Regions from separate parts of the Homo sapiens genome. Here region 1 is linked to region 2. A link is a contact called in ENCODE Hi-C or POLR2A ChIA-PET data. All regions are on one chromosome and are shown on one strand. Each heading gives the region's core, a stretch centred on a gene start or an enhancer-like site at or near the end of the contact. The rest is flanking DNA. Distances are from core to core; before and after follow the strand shown.

The links. A loop is a pair of places that touch in the nucleus more often than their neighbours do. ChIA-PET counts read pairs that join two places held with the same protein, here RNA polymerase II (POLR2A). Pooled maps may share reads with other maps.
Region 1: a loop to region 2 is called in a map of CD8-positive, alpha-beta T cell, with 2.0 times the contacts of the local background. The contact joins the enhancer-like site here to the promoter of LINC01930 in region 2. A Hi-C loop is called at or near these places in 2 of 168 maps with a recorded cell type or tissue (CD8-positive, alpha-beta T cell and endothelial cell of umbilical vein) and 2 of 50 pooled maps. POLR2A ChIA-PET finds 5 or more read pairs at or near these places in 4 of 52 experiments (PC-9, activated CD4-positive, alpha-beta T cell, activated CD4-positive, alpha-beta memory T cell and 1 more).

What each region holds. Positions count from the first base shown.
Region 1 is chr1:97,896,549-97,902,595 of GRCh38, forward strand. All of the region lies in intron 1 of DPYD (dihydropyrimidine dehydrogenase), which reads right to left. Among named protein-coding and RNA genes, the nearest start is that of DPYD, 21 kb to the right of the region's middle. Within about 2 kb of position 4,608, at least 3 of the 41 ENCODE cell types and tissues checked have a DNase peak (open chromatin) inside an H3K27ac peak, as active enhancers do; they include endothelial cell of umbilical vein, where a contact is called at or near this core.
Region 2 is chr1:97,940,350-97,946,124 of GRCh38, forward strand. It overlaps LINC01930 (long intergenic non-protein coding RNA 1930), which reads right to left and starts at 1,391. Exons shown (of 2, transcript NR_146275.1): 1 at 1,224-1,391.

The DNA of each region.
Region 1 (6,047 bases), core at 3,358-5,857, 41 kb before region 2:
GATATAATTCACTTACACATGATTCACCTATTTTAAGTATATAATTCATGAATTTTAGTATACCTACAAAGCTGTGCAACCATCACCATAGTCAATTTTAAAACATTTCATCAAACATATCCCTGCCAAAAACATGTACCCATTATCAGTCACTTCCAGTTTTCCCCAAACCTCCAGATTTAAGCACCATTAATCTACTTTCTAACTCTTTGGATTTGTCTGTTTTGGACATGTCATATAAATGGAATCATACAATATGTTGTTTTTTTGTAAATGGTTTCTTTCACTTAGCATAATGTCTTCAAAGATTATTCATATAGCATTTTACTTGTATATGTGTTATAAACCCCATACTTTACTGTTTAATTTAAATGACCAATTCTCTTAATGAGGTTTAAATAGTAAGTAAAAATCATATATCTACCTATGTAGTTACCATTTTTGCAATTATGTAATCCTTGGTGCAAACCCCTATTTTTACCTACTATTGTTTCCTTTTGCCTGAAGGATGTGATTTCCTTTAATATTTCTTGTAATGCGGGTCTGCTGCTTATAAATGTTTGCAACTTTTGTATGCCTGAAAAAGTCTCTACTTTGCCCTGGTTTTTGAACTCTAATTTCACTGGATAATAGAATTCTACACTGAAAGTTTTTGTTCCCTGATACTTTAAATGTCTTCTCACTTGCATTATTTCCAACAATAAATCTGCTATTGCTTTATCTTTGTTCTTCTGTATCCAGTACACCTGTTTTTTTCCTCTAGCCGCTCTGAAGATAAACTCTTTATCACTAGTTTTGACCAATTTGATTATGATGTGCCTCGGCGTTGTTTTCTTTATATTTCTTCTGCTTAGGTTTCACTGGGCTTCTTGGATTTACAAATTCATTTTTACAAATATTTTCTTCTTCTCTCCTCCCACTGCTTCACTCTCATCTCTGGGGAAATTCCATTTACATGTATATGAGGCCACTCGAAGTTGTTCCACAGCTCACTGATAGTCTTTTCATTTTTTTCTCTCTCTGTGTTTCATTTTAGAGTTTTTATTGCTATGTCCTCAAGTTAACTATCTTTTCTTCTGCAGTGTCTAATCTGTCTTCAATATTATCCAGTGTGTTTTTCATCTCCTTACAGTTGCCATCTTTAGAAGTTCAATTTGGGTCTCCTATCTATTTTGCACACCTCTACTTCATTTTTTGAACATATAGAATACAGTTATAATGACAGTTTTAATGTTCTTCTCTGCTAATTTAACATCTGTGTCGGCTTTGGATTTGTCTCAATACATTAATTTTTATCCTCATTATGGGTGGTATTTTCCTGCATCCTTTCATGCCTAGTTATTTTTAATTGGATGATAGACATTGTGAATTTTACCATATTGGGTACATGATATTTTCGCATTCCTATAAATGTTTTTGAGTTTTGTTCTAGGACATAATTGAATTATTTGAAAATGATTTGATCCTCTCAGGTCTTGGTTTTAAGCTTTGTGAGGAGGGAATCAAGCAGCATTTGCTCTGGGGCTAATTATTTCCCACTACTGAGGCAAAAAACTTCTGAATACCCAATGTCGTATGAATCATGAAGTTTTCCAGTCTGGCTGGTGGGAGGAGGCATTATTCCCAGACCCATGTGAGTGCTAGTTCCGTCGGACTGTTCTTTACGCAGCCATGGGTCATTTTCCCACATGCGTATACTAATCATTACTCTGTGGAGTACTCAAGGGGAACCCTCTGCTGATCTGCAGGTTTCTCTCTGAGCAGCTCTAGCCTCTCTGTTGTTCTGTTCTACAAACTCTAGCTTCCTTGGTCTCCCTAGACTTTCAGCTCTGTCTCTCCAATTGAAGGATTCCACCAGGCTTTGTGTGGTTTCCCCCTTCTGATCTGCAGCCTATAAACTCTCTCAAGAGGATAAACTAGAAAAATATTAGGGTTTCCTTCATTTGTTTATGTTTCTCAGGGAACACTGTATTTCATTGCTTGATAGCCAGTATCTTAAAAATAATTGTTTCATATATTTTGTTTCTTTTTTATTGTTTCAGGTGGAAATGTGTACAGGAAAGAACCTGATAGGCCTGAGTTGCTCAAATCCTGAGCAATATGGTTTGACTGTGTCCCCAACCAAACCCACCTTGAACTGTAATAATCCCCATGTCACACGGGTGGGGCTAGGTGAAGGTAACTGAATCATCAGGGAGGTTTCCCCACACTGTTTTCATGGTAGTGAATACGTCTCATGAGATCTGATGGTTTTCTACATGGTGGTTCCTCTGCATAAGCTTTCTTGCCTGCCACCATGTAAGATGTGCCTTTGCTCCTCCTTTGCCTTCCAACATGATTGTGAAGCCACCCCAGCCATGTGGAACTCTGAATCCATCAAACCTCTTTCCTTTATAAATTATCCAGTTTCAGGTATGTCTTAATCAGCAGCGTGAGAACAGACTAATACACTAAGCATTCCCAAGAAAGGCTTGTTTTCAGAAGAAGTGGCCCTCAGCTCACTCCTAGGAACCAAGCTGTGACTATTCTGTCAGACAAGAGTGTTTTGTTTTGTTTTTTTTTTTAATGCCAAAGGCCTTGGGCCACGTTGTAACAGTTGGCTAGTTTACATTAACAGTGTGATTAATGATGAGTATCTGCTTTTTCTCTGGTGGTCTGAACCTTGAATAACTGAAGTCAGTCACACAGCACTATATGTATACATGACTAACACGCAATTAAAAACCCTGGATACTAAGGTTTGGGTGAGCTTCCCTTATTGGCAACTCTTCACATGTTGTCACACATCATTTGCTGGAAGAATTAAATGTGTGCCATGTAACTCCATTGGGAGAGGACAACTGAAAGCTTGTGGGTGACTTCCTCTGAACTTTGACAAATGCGCCTTTTCCCTTTGTTTCTTTTAATTTATTCTTTCACCATAATAAACTATAACCATGAATACAACAACTTCTATATCCTGAGGGTATTTATAGTAAATCAATTGTGCCTGGAGGTGGTCTTGGAACCCCCAATACAAAATGTACATCTATTCCCTAGTGTCCCACCTTGAGTGTATGCAGAATTCCAGTAAGAGTATCATACTCTAGTGGCCACTCCTTCACATGGCTTAATTTTATAGAGCACCTGGACAAACAATACAGAAAAATTTTCAAAATGGCAATACGTAATTTCTTTACTCACTTTTATATAGGAATCTTAGGTAAATGTATTAGAGATTGATACGTGGTCATGGGACCATGGGCTTTAAAGTAGAAAAAGTTAACTTATCACAGATACTCCTGAATAAATCAGCTGCATCAGAATATCTCAGATTTCCCTACACATCTATCAATTATACATGGATAGGCCTTGGGAATCAATCAGTTTAACAAATGTCTGTGGCAGACTTTGCAGCTCTCCTGCCTCAGTATGCACTCCATCCTTCCTTCTTAGTAGCAAACCCCTATTACATTTTGGGAGCCATAGTTCTCAGCTACAGACTATAATTCCCAGGCTTTGACAAGCCATTCAGCTAAGTACCAGGAAATAATATGCATTTAGAAGTGTGTATCTTTTAAGGAGTCTCATTAAAGGGAGAGGTATACCTTGTTTTTCCTGTTCTTCTCTGCTTTTGGAGCTCTAGCTGCTAACTTCAACAGAGAGGTGAACTTGAGGATATCAGAATGGAAAGACAGAAACCTGTTGACAACAAAAAGGTGCTATACGCACTCTAGTATCTATCTCTGGACTTCTTTTACATGAGGAATAAATAAAGTTCTGTCTTCTTTAAGCCGCTTTTAGCAATTTTTCCCATGTTATACCCCAACACCTGGTTTTTACAGTGCCCAAGGTGATTCTGGTGGTCAACTAGGTATGGGAAGGACTGATAGTCCAATCAACAAGGCAAAATATTCAAAACCAGGGTGCATGGAAACTTCAAAATAAAAGCATTTGGCTTATGTACTTAAAAGATAAGTGGGAAATCACATCAGCTTAAGTATTTTTCTTGAAATCCATCAAATGTCAAAAATCCTAAACCAAAACTTACTCATTTCAAAGAATGATCAATGGAAATTTTATTGTGCCAGCACAAAAAAAGTAATTCATTTTCATCTCCATTCATTGACTGCTAATAGGTTTCTCCATTTTAACTGACATAATTTTTTTACAATATAGCATAATGATGTGAATAAAATATATCCAATGCTCCTTTGCAAACTGTTTTTTGAAAATCTCCCATGCACACAACTCCCTCCCCAAAATCCACACTTCCAACCAGTCTGTTAAATCCCTCCCTCCTATCAAGCCGCAGTAGATAACACATTTCTGTGCTCCCAAGATACACCATGCAAAACACCCTATCTCTATTAATATTCTAACTTGATTTCTGGATGTGTTCTCAGTCTAATATATACTTCAACAATAAGACAGTTTAGCAACTTTTTATCAAAATTTTATAATGTCTTTTATTCGAAAAAAATTATATTAAAAAATGATATAAGAACATTTTTTAATGTTCTTATATCAGATGACTATTTGGTAATACCTGATGTTGAATGAGAGCTTACAGTATGCCAGGCACCCCTTCAAGTGTTTTTCAAGTACAGATGAGAAAACTAAATCACAAGGAGATTGAGTAACTTCCCCAGGAAGTAACAGAGATTCTTAACCCACATATTTTGGCTTCAGATTATGGACTGTTATTCACTACTCTGTACTTCTTCTATGGGCAGCTAATATTAGTTTCATTTTAATGTAGTAACTCAACGATTGCTGCATATTCACTGTAAATACTGAAATCAATTTTGCGCTGGTGCAGCTACAGAAACAAGACCTGAAATAAGTCAGATTAAAGAAAAGTCTATTATATGCTGATTAAGCCACAATATATACCAAACTTCCTGGTACACATTGCTTATATAGTGTTACTTCAAATGAAAAGAAAGAGACAAACCTCAGAAATATTGTTAAGGAAGCTCTAGCAGGACTTGATAACAATGAGTATAGGTTGTAAAGAGACAGAAAAGTAAATACACCTCCCATATTAACAATTTGTGATTATAAGGGGAATAGTATGCACAGAAAATAAAAGTTGGGATAGAAAACTGGCTTAGAAAAAAATATTTAGTACTGTTTGGCTCATCACTTGAATAATGGTGTCATCTTACAAATGACATATAAGCAGCAACAATAACAAAAAACTGACAGTGAAATACAGCATGTCTCCAGTGCCTTTCAATTAATTGTTGGATTTGAATTAAGTTCACACATCTTGTCTAAAAAGCTAAGATTTTTCTTTAATTGTAAAAAAATCACAGATGCTCTGGTATCAAAAATACATTTACCATTCAGAAATGTCAGGTAATGCTACTTCCATTAAAATAGAAATTCTGGGTTTAATATTTATCAATTTATAAAATAGTTTACATATATTATTAAACCCTCAAATTCTTGTATTCCAATTGAAATCCACATAGTCTAAAATTCTCTGCTTATATGCCTGTCTGCCCCACTAGCCTTTCAGCTTACTGAGTATGATGACTGGCTATTACCCTTCTCAGTATCTCCAGGAACTTATATAAGGCATAAATATAGAGACTTGCAATAAATTGAATTGTATCTCCTTAGAGTGTAAGAGCCACAAGGGACCTCTATTTACAGATGCGCCTAGTGAAGTAAAAGAACAATCCATATTAAAGACTGAGTCAAGATTAGAACCAAGTCTCCTAACTCTATGACATCACCACACTCATACAAAAATATCACTACAATGAGGCTCCTGAATACTTTGAATTATCCATGACTTTACATTGCCTACGAGCCTACTTCTGATAAGAAACCATACTTGAAAGTAGCATAAGAGCAAGAATTAGAAGATGCATAAATAATATAGACCAGAGAGGCATAAGAGGTCAGAAGTTCAGTGTTTTGGATTTACTGGGTAAAACTGGTTTTCTTTAATTTCCATAGGAAAGATTACAGGATGCCCACATGTCAAGTAATTCTTTAATCATTAAGTTTGCTGTTTCCATTGAAATGTTATTCATCTCAAAGATATGTAAATT
Region 2 (5,775 bases), core at 141-2,640:
ATGAGTTCATACTAATGTCTCTAACTTTAACCCATTGCTACATTGATCATTCTAACCACCCCTAGTGTTTTTGTAACTTCCCACTCCAACAGTGAGAAACCTGGCTTCCACCATCCATTTACTTAATTCTTCAGTTCCAGTGTATATGTATGGTAGTGTCAGAATTGTTAAGCCATAACCCTGCGGGAAACAACTTTGTCAACTATACTACATTGCTTAGGTACCATGTCTTTTGTCACTAGCTTTGTGGACTCCACAAACTTCTGGAGTTGCTTCCATCAGTACCTTTCTCCCTACTTTCTTCAGTGAGGTTATTTCATCCACTTGTAGTAGAGTTAGATTCTTCTGTCACACGTTGCCTTCCATCATGGGATTTCTTAATCTCCTATATGATTTTGTTTTAATTTACATGTGTTAAGCTTTACTGTTGGTGCTATAAAGTTCTATGGGTTTTGACAATTTAATTGTCAAATTAAATTGCATTTAATATATATGCACCATTTAATATGTATGCACCATTTAATATGTATGCCATACCATTTAATATGTATGCACCATTATAATAGCATACAGAAAAGTTTCTTGCCCAAAATATCCGCTGTATTTTTTCTATTTAAACCTGCCCTCTCCTGGAACCCTTGGCAACCACCGGTCTGTTCACTGAATCTATAGTTTTGCCCTTTCCAAATGTCATATACATTGAACTGTAAGTTATGTAGCCTTTCAGACTAACTGCTTTCACTTACTAACATGCATGTAAGTTTCATGCATATTTTTGCATAACTTGATAGCTCCTTCCTTCTTATCACTAAAGAGTATTCTATTGTTTGGATAGACAACAGTTTGTTTAACCTTTCACCTACCAAAAGACATCTTGGTTGCTTTCAGTTTTTGCCTATTATATATAAGACTTCTAAAAACTCGTGCAGATTTGCTTTGCAGCTTTATCATTTAATTTTTTTAATTTAGATATAATTTGCATACCATAAGATTCATCTTTTTAAAATGTATTTTTAAATATATATTTCAGTGTTTCTTAGTACATTCACAGTATTGTGCAGCCATCACCACCATCTAATTCAAGAATATTTTCAGCACCCAAAACCATGTACCCAACAATTATTTCCCATTCTCCCTTGCCTCCGACCCACTAATCTACTTTCTGTCTCTATAGCTTTGCCTATCTGGACATTTCCTACAAATGGAATCAAATGATACATTACCTTTTGTGTCTGGCTTCTTTAACTTAACACAGCGTTGTCAAGGTTCATCCATGTTGTAAACATGTGTCAATCATTCCACTTTATGTCTGCATATTATTCCATTATATGGATATACCACACTTCATCTTTTCGTCAGTTGTTGGACATTTGAATTGTTTCCACTTTTGGCTATTAAGAATAATGCTGCTATAATCATTTATGTACACATTTTTGCATAAACATATATTTTCATTTCTCATGGATATATATCTATCACTGTAATTGCTGGGTCATATGGTAACTCTTTGCTTAACTCTTTGAGGAGTTCCCCAACTATTTTTGAAAGCAGCAGTACTATTTTAGATTCCCTCCAGCAATGTTTGAGAGTTGCAATTTTGCCACCTCCTCACTAACACTTGTTATTGTCCATCTTTTTTATTATAGCCATGTAATGGGTGTGATTTGATATCTCATTAAGATTTTGATTTGCATTTCTCTAATGACTAATGATCATGTGCTTCACATGCAGGTTTCTGTATGTTCATAAGTTTTCAAATCAGTTTGGTAAGCACCTAGAAGCACTATTACTGGATTATGTGTTAAGATTATGTTCTCTTAATTTTTAGTCAATCAAATAAATGTAATCATCTAAAACAACCAATATTTGTGAACTCTCATCTGTTACAAACAATGATAGCTAGCTAGTTGTTAGCCAGAGAGGAAACAGAAAACTCATGTTGTTCTATGTTATTCTTCCCTGAGTGCAAATGATTATTGCACCTTCTAGGGGAGATGACAAGGTGCTGGGGTACTTTCAGGTGTCACAATGACCATGTGTGCCACAAGCATTTAGTGTCTGAGGATGAATCAATATTGTGCAGTGTGTGAAAGAGTCTTGCACAATTAAGAAATGTTCTATTCCTAATGTCACCGAACATCCCAGATGAAATTAATAGACAAATGTAGGAGTCAACAGAAACTGAAAGACAGAAAAGATAGAAGGTAGAGTTCAAAATTTGCAAGTGAAAAAACAAGTATGGAAAGGAAATAGTGGTTAACTGACAACTTTCTGGGACTGATAAGATCTGCTTCCTAGAAATATTTTGAGACTTAAATAATCTCTGAGACCTATAAATGTCACAGTCTTTGAGACTGTTGTTTTTATTTATATTTTGCATCTTCATCCTGACTATCTAACATTATTTAGATTACCTTACTGAGTGGCCTTTGCAGTCAAAAGATGCTAACCAGCACACTTTTTTTTCCTATAAAGGTACGGACAGGGTGGAATTTGAAGGAGGTGTTAAAGTTCCCACTTTACTCTGAAGTTATTCATTATAAGCTGTTAGGACTAACATTTGCATTGTGGTTAAAAAATAACAAGTAATTGTGGTATCTTTAAACATTAACCTGGCAAGCTCATTATTTGGGATGCTTTGACTAATTATTTTTCTTTGTGATGCTAATGAATTGCTTTCTGAGGTCTCATAAAATTATGAAATTGAGGCTAACATAAAATCAAATATTTGGTTAGGAGAAAGTAGCAAGTGCTTTGCATCCTTATTCCAAGTATGTGGGATAGTATTCTAAAGTATTATTCAGCATTATAAACCAGGAATTAACACAGAAAAAATGAAAATTTCTTAATTTAATTCCCATTGGTAGGATATTGTGGTGAAGTGGAACTTTTTCAAAAAAAAAAAAAAAAAAAAAAAACCAAAAAACCCAAGTCACACTCTGTACATACCAAAGTGTTTAATTTCCATTTAGTTGATTTTTGCATGTTACCAAAATGCTAAATTCATTTTCCCCCAACAATTAAAGAATAGAATACATTGTTCTATATTTCTCGCAGCCAACTCAGTAAGTAGTGATTAAGCCTTCTGGCAGTCTGTTCCGTTCATGGCCCCCAGTGAACAAGTTTCCTGGTATTCATCCCCTTGTATAATTCTTTCCCATCGAATCTGGGCTGGACCAATGACATGCTTAATCAAAAGAACATGTCAGAGTGCCAGTTCCAGGACCAAGCTTTAAAAGGTCTGGAAGTTTTCACTTTTGCACTCATAGGAGCTCTGAGCCTCCAGGCAGAAATACAGCTATGCTTCTGGAAAGGGCATGTGAGAAGCACCAAGCAGAATGAGAGAACCTGTGACTACATGGAAAAAGAAAGATGCCTAGCTCTCTCAACTTCCCGACCTGCCCACCGCAGAGTTACCAATTGAATTCACCCACAGAAGTGACCAGCAGCAAGACAAGCAGAAGAATCAGTTGCTGAGTCCAGCACAGACTGCAAAATTGTAAACAAATTAAATAGTTGTTGTTTCAAGCCAGTAAGTTTGAGAATTTAGTTTTGAAGCAATAAAAAAACCATGGCACCTGCTATATATCCAGCACTACATAATTTGACAAGGAAGCACAAAAAAATAGAAAATGAAGGAGTGATGAACGTTTGACTTCCAGTTGTTGAGCTGGATTATGGTGTACTACATCTTTTCTTTTTTTCTTTCTTTCTTTTTTTTTTAGACGAAGTCTCTCTCTGTCGCCAGGCTGGAGTGCAGTGGCATGATCTCGGCTCACTGCAACCTCTGCCTCCTGGGTTCAAGTGATTCTCCTGCCTCAGCCTCCGGAGTAGCTGGGAGTACAGGTGCATGCCACCACGCCCAGCTAATTTTTGTGGGTTTTTTCTTTTTTCTTTTTTTTTAGTAGAGACGGTGGGGGGGTCCATGATGTTGGCTAGGATGGTCTCTATCTCTTGACCTGATGATCCACCCACCTCGGCCTCCCAAAGTGCTGAGATTACAGGTATACATCTTTTCATAAGAATTTTGGAAATTATGTTTTTATCAGTAATATGTTTCAGCTACATTTCAGATTATCCAAAATATGGCTGGAATATTAATTATACTTAGCATTTTTTAGGCAAATGAATTCTTCAACTTCCAACAAGTAACTTATCAATGAACTTTGGGAACATATTAATTTACTGGGTGTTACTGGTATCATGACATGCAATCTTTCAAGGAATAATTTCCAATTATTACAATAAGTCAAGCAAGGGAGAAATTTGGACTTGCTGTGTGATACAAGGAAGATGCAACACACTCAGTTTCAGGAACTGATCGGAAGGAAAGGGTCGGAATGAGCCAGGCATAAAAGAACAACAAAAACATTCTAGTGGAGGAAGCCGCCATCTTAGAAGGGTACACAGGATTTGGTTTATAATCACACTGGATGGTGAAAAGGATTTTTATGAAATTACTCAAAGATAACAAGGAAATTACATGGTTAGGTCATGTTTTAGAATTATGAATTTGGCAGCAATTCATAGTAGAAGAGGGAAAGATTAGACAAAATCTTTAAAAGACTTCCTGACATCCAGTATTTTCAGTAGCTTTCTCCAGTATTCAAAAGAGATTTTTTTTAGTTCACATTTTATATTTTCAAGTGTAAAATAATGAAATAAATGGCAGTAAGTACACTTATTTTGCAGTTTAGTCAAATGTTTTCACATGATGTCATAATAATATCAAATTTTCTTGACCAAATATCGAATCATTTACTCAAATAACTTTGATGATCCCCTGAGTTCATCCATGATATATTAAATAAAGAGATGTATGGTTTTTACATGCATGACCTTTGATATCCTGAAGAACATTTTATAACGACTTTCCTTAGCAATATTTTTGTGAATGTATATGTTTATATGTGTTTTTCTCTTTTCGATTTTTTATTCTGAGCATGATTTTTAATATTCTGCCAAGAGAGTAAATAGCAGAGCATTATCTTATGTACTTAGCTGTATTTCCTTGTGAGGAGAAAAGATTTTTAAGAAAAAAAATCAGTTGGGTACTAAAGAAATAATTGAGTCAGGATGAAAAAGAAAATGAAAAAATCCTCCCCAATTCTTATTTTAGCCCTAAATTTCTTTTAGAGTATCTTATGTCAATGTACTTCATATTGTTATTTGCAGTTGCATAGACTGTATCACAAGAACTAAGAGAAAAATATCTTGCTGGGATTTACTACCACTATAGGCTTTGTAAACAAATAATTTGTTTATACACAAATATATTATCTAATGGTCTGACACAGTGCCTAGTAAACAGTTATGGCCAGAGTTAGTGCGAGAAAAGCAGATCCATAAGGTCTGTTCAATTTATATTTCTAGGAGGATGAGCTGGGTTTGGATTCCTTCTAACATGTAACTTGGATATATTGTTCTATAAAACTTTACTGAAATTGGGGGAAGTCTTTCCAAATTAGGTAAAGTGTTTTAGAGGGCTTAGTGCTTAAATTTCATGAATTGGTCTCAGTGCTGATCTGTGCTTTAGTGGCATATGATAACTACTTCAGGCATTTTCTATGGCCAGAATTGATGTTGTATGTGCTTCTGTGATTTGTAGTGTTATGTCATATCACTGGATTACAGGTAATTCATTTCCCATTGAAATATGTAGCCATGACCAACCACAGTGGCTCATGCGTGTAATGCCAGCTCTTTGGAAGGCCGAAGCGAGCAGATTGCTTGAGCTCAGGAGTATGAAACCAACCTGGCCAACATGGTGAAACC